Linked DNA regions of Homo sapiens: all the other regions are linked to region 4. A link is a contact called in ENCODE Hi-C or POLR2A ChIA-PET data. All regions are on one chromosome and are shown on one strand. The core of a region is the stretch at or near the end of the contact, and the rest is flanking DNA. Distances in the headings are between cores, read along the strand shown. Region 1 holds the start of BTRC (beta-transducin repeat containing E3 ubiquitin protein ligase). Region 2 holds the start of CUTC (cutC copper transporter). Region 3 holds the start of DNMBP (dynamin binding protein). Region 4 holds the start of NDUFB8 (NADH:ubiquinone oxidoreductase subunit B8).

Region 1 (2,971 bases), core at 356-2,855, 820 kb before region 4:
GATTCCAAAAAAGTATTCTTATAAATGGGGCAGTTTAAAGTCTAAAATTCAATTTTGTTAGTATCCATGTTTATCTGGATTTGTTACGGTATTTTAGGCAAAGATACAAAATAGCTATTTTTTTAAGCAAAGGAGTAAGATTTGGAGTGACAAGTCACAATAACTTCTGAAAAAGCAAGACTGGACTGCAAATAATATCAATGTCCCTAAGGCCACCTGTTAAGCTTAAAATCTATGCATTCCATCATTCTTTAGTTGTAACCACAAAGTCTGGTTTTACACCTAGGAAATACAAAAAGCATCAGATTAAAAGCATCAAATATCAGACTATACGAGTTTGCCAAAGATAAGCACAGCAAAAAGAAAAGCGTGATACAAAGTTAAAGAAATATGTTCCAAGGGGTTTAAGCACACCCACAAAATCCAATCTTTGCTCACACTGTGCTTCAACCTAAAACTGACGGGTAACCACAAATCCTGACTTATCCCTGACTTACTTCCCTCTACCAACCTCCACCCTTTTTATCTCCTAAATTTCTCAACTGATCTCATCACTTCTTATGGGTCTTTGCAACTCTCATCTCCACGGCCTTTCCTTTCCCAGAAAATGATACAAAGCACCTGGCCTCCACATTTTACCGTCCCACAATTTACCTTTAAATTTTGTTTTGCTTACCCTATTAGATACTCATTTTGCCCCAATCTCCTGTACCCATGTTTCCCTGACAATCTGCTCTTACTTTTCATCACCTTGTCCTTATTACAGTATTTAGCTTCTCCTTTCAAAGTAGCGTTATGTACCCCTCCCTGACATTTGTAATTCTAGCTTACAGTCAACACCCTTTTCCCCTCCCAGGGACTGTCATTATAGCCCTAGGTCCTCATTCCCAGTCCTTATCTTCTTTAGTGAGGCCTCTTCCCTTCCAGAGTTTGTCAACAGTAGTTTGGCCAAGCTGGGATTCCACCCTCAAGGCAAAGGCTATCCTCCCTCCTCATTCTACAAAACTATAAGCCTCTCACCAGCCCTAGCGTTCCCTCCTCCACCCTTAAATCCATCTGCATCCAGCCCTGCCCGTTCCCCTCTACCCACCGTATCTGTCTTCACTCTATCCCGCGCTCCCTTCCCCAGTCGTGAATGCACCTCCTCTCCCGGGCCTTACCGGTAACCCTGACACCAGGAAGGCCCCGCCAGCGGCCTCACGGCGTTTCTCCAGAGAGCTTCCTCCGCTTTTCAGTAACAGTCCCCACGCCCCTTTCCCTCCAGGGCCCCGCGCGCCGCCTGGAGCCCCCTCCTCGATTAAGCTCCCGCTGTCACTTGGCCTCTCATCCACAAGATGGCGGAGCCGCTGCCCCCACCCCTGGGTCCGCTCCGCAACCCCCAGCCTCCTTTCTGGAGCTCCCATCCCATCCCTCCAGCCGCTCCGCCGCCAGCCTCGGCCCAGGGTCCCGCTGCCCGGTCCCGCAGTGGGCGGGCGGCCCAGGCCAGCGACGCCGCCAACGCCAGCGCCTCCACCGTTCCCCGGCCTCCACCGTCTCCTCACCATAAACTTGAGTGCCTTCTCTTGCAGCACCGCCTCGGCCGGGTCCATAATCGCCGAGGCCACTGGGTCCGCTCTCCGCCGGGGCCGCCCCTTTGGTGCCAGGCCGCAGCCAACGCAGCGCCCGGATCCCGCCTCCTCTTCCTTCCCCCCGCCCTCTCTTACCTCTCAGGCGCAGGCTGAGGGGCCAAGGAGAATCGGCTTCTCCGTGCGCAGGCGAAAGCCCACTGGCTCACGGGATTTGTAGTTCTGGAACTTCCCCCAGGAAAAAAACTGAGGCTACGCCGTGAACCGCAACTCCCACAGTTCACTGCGGCAGCGTTGCGGTTGCCCACAAGCCAGATTTAGATAAGTTGCCATTACGCAGAGGAAATCGGCTGATGGGAATTGTAGTTTACAGCCTCTAAGGATGAGAAACGGGAGGGGCACGGGTGTCTCCGTGGTTACCGAGCGACGCCAGTAGCGGCTTGCCTGGCATTTGATATCAAGATGGCGGCCAATGCCTCACTTGTAGCCCAAATACTAAGAAAAACTGTGGCAAGAATCACGGGTCCTAGGACCTGCCTAACTGTGGTTTTAGGAAGCTGAACGTCCCCAAATTTCATGTATCTGGCATCTGCAGGTTTGCGACCCAGAGTAGCTGGGCCAATGGGCACCTGGCAGCAGCTCACAGACAAATGCGGAATTTCAAGGTCCTCCTAAGCCATCGCCACCCACACTTCTCCCGAGGAATCTTTTCTCCCCCACAGCAAGTCAGGGCCGAATAGAACTCGGTTCAAGAAATTCTCAGTGTTTAGAGCTCAAAAAGCACATAACTTGCTATTGCTAACTGTGGGATGTAAGCCCTGCACTAAGGGTCAAACAGGTACTTAACAAAAGTCCTTCAACGGTGGAATATAATGGCCTCCAGCAAATAAAGCATATAAATATTTTCTTTGGCCTGAAAAGGTACAATATGGGTTTATTTTGGAAATTGGGTCTACCTTAGGAGGAGAAAACTCTAGGGTTTGGTTAAAAGTGATTTAGGTTGTTTTAAGCTGCTATGTTTGTGATAATTGGTTATACAGCCTAAAAAACTGACACACACCCAAATGCCCCTCAGCAGGTGGTTGTATGAACAAATTGTAGCATATTCCATATGTAGCACAGTGGAATATTACTTAGCAATGAAAAAGAACAGTATAACAACAACAACAACAACAAAAGTGATTTAGGGCCAGGCGCGGTGACTGACGCTTGTAATCCCAGCACTGTGGGAGGCTAAGGCGGGTGGATCACCTGAGGTCAGGAGTTCGAGACGAGCCTGGCCAACATGGAGAAACCCCCGTCTCTACTAAAAATACAAAAATTAGTCGGGCCTGGTGGCACGCGCCTGTAATTCAAGCTACTCGGCAGGCTGAGGCATGAGAATTGCTTGAACCCGGGAGGCGGAA
Region 2 (2,873 bases), core at 358-2,857, 800 kb after region 4:
AGAGCAAGGCAGTTGTCCCAAGCAACAAAGTTATAGGATCAAAGGAGAAGCAGCAGCAGTTCTCAAAGTGTAGTAGTCCAGAGAGCTTTGGGAGCCTCTGAGACTTTTCAGAGTCTGCAGGGCTACAACCGTTTTCTTAATAATTCTAACACTTTATTTGACTTTTTCACTTTAATTCTCTCACAAGTGAGAGGCGTTTTCTTTTTTGAGGCAGAGTCTCACTCTGTCACCCAAGATGGAGTGCATTGGCGCGATCTCGGCTTACTGCAACCTCCGTGAAGAGGCGTTTTCAAGAGGCTACTTGACATGTTAGACTGAATGAAGCAGCGGGCATGAGAATCCAGCTGTCTTCCATTAAGATATACTGAAGAAACTTGCAAAAATATATTTCCACTCTTTTGCTTTTTTTGTTGTTGTTGTTTAGGAATATTTCTTTTTCAAAAAAATATTATGTCAATATGTAATGGGTTTACTATGGTTATTTTCTAATCAATATTTTAAAATTTTGTTTTAATTTTATTTTTATTTTTTTGAGACGGAGTCTCGCTCTGTCGCCCAGGGTGGAGTGCAGTGGCGCGATCTCGGCTTACTGCAACCTCCGCCTCCCGGGTTCAAGTGATTCTCCTGCCTCAGCCTCCCGAGTAACTGGTATTACAGGCGCCTGCCACCATGCCCAGCTAATTTTTGTATTTTTAGTAGAGACGGGGTTTCACCATGCTGGCCAGGCTGGTCTCGAACTCCTGAGCTCAGATGATCTGTCCCCCTCGGCCTCCCAAAAAAAAATTTGTTTTAATTTCTAATACAGTCAAAATAGATAGATGTAATCCACATAAAGAAAAAATCTTTGAGGATTCTTGATAACTTTTAGGAAGGTTCCTCTTCACGGAGGAAGAGGGACTTGCCAAATTCTCTGGCACCTGCCATGCCATGCTACCCTGGCACTCAGGAAGAACTCGGGTCTTGGAGCAGCCACAAGCTCGGCCACTTGGTAGCTGCGTGACTTTGGGGACCAAGCCCCGTCCCCGCCGTGGCAGCTACAGGTAACTGCAGGTTAGGAACTGGGCTCCGCGCTCGACAATTAACTATCCCAGCGGAGTACTGGCTGCTGGTGCGGGCGGTACTGGCATCCTCGTGTGGCGACGGAAAAAACGTGAAGCTGAAGTTAACCAACTTGCACAAGGTCGCAGGGCCGTTATGAGGGGACCCCGGGACTCGAACCTTGGCTCCACAGCTGAGCCATTCTCGCTACCTGCCCCTCGTCACGCCCTCCGTTTCCACACCTTTAACGCCTCAAAGATAGAAGGTGCCGCCCAAGGGGCTGGAAGGAGCTGAGGAAACGACTCCAGAAGAAATCACCACTGACTACGACTCCCGCCGGCCCGCCCCGGGGAGCCTTCGGCCGACCGTCCCCTCCCCCGCCACCTTCCGCACCGGCCTTCCCGGACGGTATCCGCGCTCGTTTTCGCTCAGAGGAGGCCCCCTGCCTTTTCATGCTCCACGCGTTCCTCCCTCGTGCGCCTGCAGTTTCCACTTGGAATTTGGGCTCCGGCGCGCACCAGCTAAGAAGCGCGTCAACAGCTGCGCGCGCCCGTGCGCGCGTCCCCGACACCTACGCCCCAGCAGCCCCCGCGAAAGCGGAGTCGCAACGCAGGCGCACTTCTGTTCGCTCCGGTCCCCAGAGAAGGCGGGGCTCCCGCTGCCCGACCCGGAAGTGCTTCTCTTTTCCTTGGCGGAGGAGGGAGACCACAGAGCCCTGGGTTGTGGAAGAGGTGGCTGTTCCCTGTCATCAGTATGCAGCGATTGCTCTTTCCGCCGTTGAGGGCCTTGAAGGGGAGGCAGTATCTGCCGCTCCTGGCTCCTAGGGCAGCGCCTAGAGCACAGGTACCGCACTGCAGCGGACTCCGAGTCGCGGGAGCGGGGATGGAGTGAAAGGGCCGGGATAAAGATAATGTAGAGCCCCACATCACGTTTCCGGAGCTCCTTACAGTGCACTCACAACGCATAGGTTCAGATCAGAGCCCCTAGGTTCAGATCTGGAACATTGACCTGCTGTGTGGTATTGGCCAAGTTAATTAAACTTTCTGTTCTTCAGTTTCCTTATCTGTAAAATGGGGATAACAATACCTACTTTAAGGTTTGTTATGAGGATTACATTCTTTAATATACATCAGGCCTTTAGCACATGGTAAAAGCTGAGTAATTTTTACCCATATAGTTTATTTTTGCTTAAAAAGTTCCAAGTAGTCAGATGAGGAAGTATTACTGCATCCTACAGAGAAGGAAATTGAGGCTTAAAGTTACTTTTCTAAAGGTGACTCAGTTAATCAGAAATAGGAAACCGAGCATGGATCTTTGGACTCACAGGGATATAGTAAGAAGAGGGCATGCATTTGCTTAACTAGTAATTATTGAGTGGTTATTATATATTAGGAACTGGAAAAAGAAAGATAAATATTACAAGACTCCTGCCCTGGAGGAAGTCAGTTTATTCATTTGCGAAATCCTTATCATGGTCTCATTATATAAAGGAACAGTGTTAGAAACAAAGCTAGCAGAAGGGAGAGAGCAAGACTGACCGGACACTGCCACCCCAAAGCTCATAGTTTAGTGGGAGATACAAACAGATGAACCTGAAGGTAGAGTGATGTGCTGCATAACAACATTTTGGTCAACAACAGGCCACAGATACAGTCATGGTCCCATAAGATTATAATGGAGCTGCCTTTCCAAGTGTACCTTTTTTTTAAAAAAAAATCTTTTTCTCTAAATTTCTTTTTTAGAGACAGCGTTTTACTTTGTCACCCAGGCTGGAGTGCTGTGGCATGATTATAACTCACTGCAGCCTCCAGCTTGGAAATCCTGGCCTCAAGCAT
Region 3 (2,983 bases), core at 294-2,793, 520 kb after region 4:
TCTCGTTCTCTTGACCTCGTGATCCGCCGAAAAGTCACAGTTTTACAGGCAAATGAAGCATTGCTAAGAATTTTAAAGACTCTCCGAACGTTGATATTTTACTACAAAATGTTCTCTTTACAGTGTTAACATGCTTCAAAAAGCAAAGGAAAAAAAAACAGTATGGTGGCTTCTCAAAAAATTAAACACAGAATTACCACATGATCCAGCAATTCTTCTGGATATATACCCAAAAGAATTGAAAGTAGGGACTCAGATATTTGTACACCCATGTTCATTGCAGCATTATTCACCATAGCCTAAAGGTACAAACAACCCAAATGTCCACAGAAAGATGGGATAAACCAAAGATGTTATATACGTACAATTGAGTATTATTCAGCCTTCAAAAGGAAGGATATTCTAACGCATGCTACAACATGGGTGAGCCTTGAAGACATTATGCTAGGTGAAAGAAGCCACTCACAAAAGGACAATATTGTATGATCCCACTTATATGAGGTATCCAGAGTAATCATAGAGACAGAAAGTAGAATGATGGTTACCAGGGGCTGGAGAATGAGGAGTTAGTGTTTAATGGGTACAGTTTCAGTTTGGGAAGATGAAAAAGTTCTGGAGCTGGATGGTGGTGATGGTTGCAGAACAATGTCAATGTACTTAATGCCACTGAACTGTACACTTAAAAAGGATTAAAATGGTAAATTTCATGTGATATATATTTAACCACAAGTTTTTAAAAAGCAAAGGGAAGGAGAAACATATACAGCATGGGATGAGATTTGTGAAATATTTATTTTTGTTGTGCATGCACAGTCATAGACTCGCCGCCTTCTTCAGAATCCTCTAGGTAGATTCCAGAAACGTGAGGCGCAGCAATTCCAGCAACATAGCCAAGCTGTGTAACTTCGTGGTCTTTAAACAAACAACGGGAATACTGCGGGGATTCAGAAACTGAGTCGGAGGAGGAGTTCTGACAGCCCTGCCCAGTTCTTGCTTCTGTCATTTCTTGCTCTCAAATTCTCAAAGATGTCCTGAGAGACTTTCCTCAGAAAAAAATGGGACAGATAGAGGCGAACCCCAGCGAGTATTGTGTGGCATAATAAGGGAAACTGCCTCGGGGTAGCAAAGAGGACAGCATCACACGCAGACAGGAATCGACTTGGACTTCTCTGAATGGAATTTTGACTTTTTTCTAGGTTGGAGGGTGGTGTCGGGAGTGGGGGAACAGCAAGAGTGGAGGAACTTGTCCGCAGCCGGGGCTGCACGTAGGACTGCGTGAGGCCGAGGCCCGACGAGCCGTGTCGGCGCGCTGCGGCGGGGGCGGGCCCCCGTGCCTCAGTTTCCCCGGTGGCCGTTCTGGGAGCGACGCCCCTCTGACGTCGCGAGGCGAGCAGGGCCGGGCCGGCCGCCAGGGGGCGCGAGCGCGGGGCGGGCGCCGGAGAGGTGGGCGCGCGGGCAGCGGAGCTTGGCGCCCCCGGGGCCGCGCGGACCGCGCCGGCAGAGGCGGAAGCCTGAGCGGGAGGCGGGGCGGCGCGCTGACTCACACGGGATCGACCCGCCCGCCGCTTCCAGGGGCGGAGGTGACAGCGGGCTGGGGACTGGCGGCTGCAACTGCCTGCCGCGCCGAGGGACCGCCGGGCGGCGGAAAGCAGGTCAGAGGCCGGGCCAGGCCGGAGCCGGGCGGGGGCCGGGCGGGGAGCGGGGGTCGCGGTCCGGGGCCGCGGGCGGAGGGGACCCGCACCCCGAGAGACGCGCCGCGCCGCGCCGCGCGGCTAGGCCTGTATCGGCCCTTTCCCAGCGGCGGCGCTGTGCTGCGCTCTGTGGGCCAGGAGCCCGCGAGGGACAGTGGGGCGCAGCGGGCCCCCTCGCACTCCTGTAGTCCCCGGGAGTTGGAGGGGTGGTCAGAGCAATGCGAACGTGGGCTTTTCAAGCGGTGTCAAGCCCAGGGCTCTTTCTCTGCACCGCCCTGCCACTCCGGCAATGAGGCGGAATTTTGAGAGCTGGAAAAAGAATTCTGCGTTAGTCCACCCCGCTGATTTTACAGATGTTCGGAGCCTTACGGCATAGGAGGCCGTGATTCTGTGTCAGGGAGACAGGGACAGATGGCTTCCGAAGCAAGGGTTAGACCTGTTCAGCTGGAGATGCAGCTTTGGTCATGGTGGAGTTTTGCAGAAACCCGCGGACACCCGCGTTCCTGCTGCAGGCACAGATGTCCACCGGGCATCTGTGTCTCAAAGGGTGGTGATGCTGTCACTTTAGTAAAGGAATATTGAGGTTACCAAACAGGCCGGGGCCTGATGCAGATGAGGAGTATAGACTTAAATTTTAAGTGCAAAAACAACTTTAAATGCAGTCTCATTATTACTGCCTGTCTCATTTGTACTGTAATGAAGGGTGAATATTTTTGGCACTCACTTATTCTGGAATATGGGTAACTTGCCTTTAGGTCTGTTTTATAGTAATTCTTTTACACAAACATGAAGATCTTGTATTAAAACACTTTCATAACTAATGATGCTGTAGTATGTGGCAGGCGAGTGGTAACGCTAATATTTAGGGTTTGAGCATAGTCTAGCTCTGCTTGTTTACATAGCTGAGTTAAACGGATGAGCAGGACTGATTAATCTGTAGTAGTTTTTGCAAGACTGAAGTACCTGACAGCATTCGGGGATCATTTCTCAGTTGGTGTTCCGTTTATTACTTTCACAGCATGAATACCGACACGGTGATCAGCAAGTTAGTTTATCCTCTACCCATTTTTCTCTAAAATATTGAATTAAAGGATCTCTAAGGTCCTCTTCTGTCTCGAGTTCTCCGATTTTACATGTTAACTTGAAACACGTCACTCATTGTGATAATAAAAATGTTTTAAGAAGAAAAGATTTTTAGAATTCTGCATAATGGGGCATAGCGAATCTTCAAATTCATTATTCTCAGCTCTCTCAGTCACTTTATCAGGGTTGGGCTAAAATAAGTGAAAAGT
Region 4 (2,700 bases), core at 132-2,631:
TTACAAGTGTACACCACCATGCCCAGCTATTTTTGTATTTTTAGTAGAGATGGGTTTTTGCTGTGTTGGCCAGGCTGGTCTTGAACTCCTAACCTCAAGTAATCTTCCCACCTCAGCCTCCCAAAGTGCTGGGATTACAGGCGTGAGCCACCGCACCCGGCCTAAAAGGGTGAATTTATGGTATGTGAATAATATCTTAATAAAAATAAATAAATTAGATCAACTCTGTTTCTTGACCTAAATTGGATCAGGGTTTGCTATTGGTTGAATGCAGATGTTGTGCAATTATTCTGAACATCAACTAGTGATGTCATTTACAAGACAGCAAGTTGCTGTGTAGTCCTTCCCAAAATTTATATATTAAATAGTATATATCCATATTTGTTTACTTTTTATAACTTAAAAAAAAAGAGACGAAGTCTCACTATGTCACCCAGGCTGGTCTCAAACTCCTGGTCTCCAGCCATTCTCCAACCTAGGCCTCCCAAAGTGTTGGGATTACAGGTGTGAGCCACAGCTCCCAGCTTATATGCATTTTTATTGCTCTGATATATACTTGAGAATGTTTATAATAATAGGTTCTGCTCCAAAACAGTGGTCACCTGAAAAGTCACTGGAAATACGTGCATATTTATAATGTGTAAGTTATTCAAATCCCAAGTGAAAACATTCATATGCAAACATAATAATGTCTCCAATTCTTCTGTTGAGTTAGTTTGTTCATTATGGGCCGGTTTGTAATTTGTTTTATCCAAGTCCTACCAACTCTGAGGCTTTAAGCTGTCTCTGGAGAGCTGCCTCTGGTGATAAGTTTAATTTTACATTTGTTGGGTTGAGGTGACTGAGACATGCAGATGGAAACACGGACTGAAACTAAGGAGCCAATTCAGGGCCGAATTGTGTGTTGCACTGGCGTCTAAGTGAAGATCAACCCATTTGGAGAACAGAACAACAAGCAAGACCAACAGGTGAATTTGAAGAATGATCATGTTTGGGGATGGAAGGAAGTGCCCGTGAAGGAGAGGAAAGCAAGCAGCCAGAGAAGAGAGTAAGACAGGCTCATTTCACTAGTACAGCTCCTGGGGGAGGTGGTTAAGCTGTCTACCTGAGTTGCTCAGGTTCCGAGTTCCCATCATCCCTGGATGGGTCTAAGTCAGCTCAGGGAGAAAAAGGACACAACATTCTGAAATGTCAGAGACCTGCCTGGTTTTCCCTTCTTCCCGCTTATCCTTCCCAGCCTCTATCCAACCCTTGGCTTCCCAACTGCGTATTTAAACCCCGCCCCTGTTGAACCCTTCGGCTTTTCTTCACTCCCGGCTTCCTCCGTCACGTTTGGCCCGGCTCAGCCGCCGTGACAGGCCTTTGCGCATGTGCAGAAGGGAAACGTGAAGAAGGTGAAGATGGCGGTGGCCAGGGCCGGGGTCTTGGGAGTCCAGTGGCTGCAAAGGGCATCCCGGAACGTGATGCCGCTGGGCGCACGGACAGGTCCGCGAGAACGGGCGAGACCTCAGTGTGGGAAGGGGGTACCTGAAATTTGGTGTATCGGGAGGGGGGATCGTAGATGCCGCGGCGGCAGCCTCCGGGTAGGGAGTGGAGGTGGCGTTGATATATCCAGAAAATGGGGTGGAGGATCGCACTGATCCTGCGAAGTCCCGGGCTCGGACCTCTGCAGCCCCTGCGACTTGAAGCCTTCGGAGCGGCTGGAGAGCGGGCTCGCTTCTGACCTGTTCTCTTCTGCGTTCTAGCCTCCCACATGACCAAGGACATGTTCCCGGGGCCCTATCCTAGGACCCCAGAAGAACGGGCCGCCGCCGCCAAGAAGTATAATATGCGTGTGGAAGACTACGAACCTTACCCGGATGATGGCATGGGGTGAGACAGAGAGGGTATGCTCGCACCCAAGTAGTGATGGGAGAAGGCCGGCTGGGTTGGGTGGCTTGACTGTGACCCTTTTTCCCGAACCTTCTCGTGACCCCTCAGAGTCAATGGAGTGGGTGCTTTTCTCTGTGGAGGGAGGTGGGAGGGGGGTGGGTGAGCAGCTGCAGCTGAGAGGACTTCAATTTTCTCCTTGGCTCAGGCTGTTTCCTCAAATGAGGAAGCCGAGGTTTTAATGGCTCCCTCGAGGACCCCCGAATAGCAGGAGCCTTCCTTGGCTCTATCCAGAGCGTCGAGTTTCATTTAGATTGAGCATCTGCTGCGCTCAGGTGCTGTCATCCAGGCATGTGACCAGGCTGGAGCTGGACTCCTGTCATGAGAATCTTATTTGTAAACGGAGTACTCTATATTTGTGTGTATGTCTCTTTAAAAAAAATGTTTTTCTGTTAGTGCTGTGGAAATCGTAGCAACTATTAAGCAGATTAAACAGCCAGCCCCCTTACGTACTCCAGTTGATGTTATCCTATCCCTTCCACACTCTTCCGTATCCATACCCACATAACATCCCAATGGTTAATTATCTGAAGTGATTATCATCGCCTTTATTTCCTGTCCTAATGTCACTCTTTCAATCTTGGTTTCAGCAACTTCTATTCTTCTTGTTATACACTCATTTTCTGTAGCATATGTCTAGTTGTCATCATTTCCTGTTTTTTCTTATGTTGTGGACAAGAGCAGCCTTGTTCGAAGCCAGTGTCAGATGAACCTGGATTTGTTGGGGAAAACCCAGCTTAGCAAGAGGTCCCATGAGGTGTTTGAGACGCA

Evidence for each region. Hi-C counts contacts between places; a loop is a spot of excess contacts on that map. ChIA-PET counts read pairs that join two places held with the same protein, here RNA polymerase II (POLR2A). Pooled maps may share reads with other maps.
Region 1: a loop to region 4 is called in a map of CD4-positive, alpha-beta T cell, with 5 times the contacts of the local background. The contact joins the promoter of BTRC here to the promoter of NDUFB8 in region 4. A Hi-C loop is called at or near these places in 5 of 168 maps with a recorded cell type or tissue (B cell, CD4-positive, alpha-beta T cell, CD8-positive, alpha-beta T cell and 1 more), 3 of 37 single-sample maps with no recorded cell type and 12 of 50 pooled maps. POLR2A ChIA-PET finds 5 or more read pairs at or near these places in 1 of 52 experiments (PC-9).
Region 2: a loop to region 4 is called in a map of CD4-positive, alpha-beta T cell, with 12 times the contacts of the local background. The contact joins the promoter of CUTC here to the promoter of NDUFB8 in region 4. A Hi-C loop is called at or near these places in 5 of 168 maps with a recorded cell type or tissue (CD4-positive, alpha-beta T cell, CD4-positive, alpha-beta memory T cell, CD8-positive, alpha-beta T cell and 1 more), 2 of 37 single-sample maps with no recorded cell type and 15 of 50 pooled maps. POLR2A ChIA-PET finds 5 or more read pairs at or near these places in 3 of 52 experiments (Caco-2, activated B cell and activated T-cell).
Region 3: a pooled map shows a loop between it and region 4 (5-fold over the local background). The contact joins the promoter of DNMBP here to the promoter of NDUFB8 in region 4. A Hi-C loop is called at or near these places in 2 of 168 maps with a recorded cell type or tissue (CD8-positive, alpha-beta T cell and gastrocnemius medialis) and 10 of 50 pooled maps. POLR2A ChIA-PET finds 5 or more read pairs at or near these places in 3 of 52 experiments (A549, B cell and CD8-positive, alpha-beta memory T cell).

What each region holds. Positions count from the first base shown.
Region 1 is chr10:101,352,799-101,355,769 of GRCh38, reverse strand. It overlaps BTRC (beta-transducin repeat containing E3 ubiquitin protein ligase), which reads right to left and starts at 1,605. Exons shown (of 15, transcript NM_033637.4): 1 at 1,542-1,605. The coding sequence starts at 1,589. RefSeq lists a silencer at 1,382-1,561.
Region 2 is chr10:99,730,968-99,733,840 of GRCh38, reverse strand. It overlaps CUTC (cutC copper transporter), which reads right to left and starts at 1,607. Exons shown (of 9, transcript NM_015960.3): 1 at 1,432-1,607. The coding sequence starts at 1,492. It overlaps COX15 (cytochrome c oxidase assembly factor COX15), which reads left to right and starts at 1,714. Exons shown (of 9, transcript NM_078470.6): 1 at 1,714-1,881. The coding sequence starts at 1,792. RefSeq lists an enhancer at 1,793-2,012.
Region 3 is chr10:100,008,507-100,011,489 of GRCh38, reverse strand. It overlaps DNMBP (dynamin binding protein), which reads left to right and starts at 1,543. Exons shown (of 17, transcript NM_015221.4): 1 at 1,543-1,652. RefSeq lists a silencer at 1,251-1,770.
Region 4 is chr10:100,528,552-100,531,251 of GRCh38, reverse strand. NDUFB8 (NADH:ubiquinone oxidoreductase subunit B8) reads left to right here and starts at 1,381. Exons shown (of 5, transcript NM_005004.4): 1 at 1,381-1,485; 2 at 1,746-1,872. The coding sequence starts at 1,401. RefSeq lists enhancers at 909-958, 1,092-1,674, 2,517-2,686.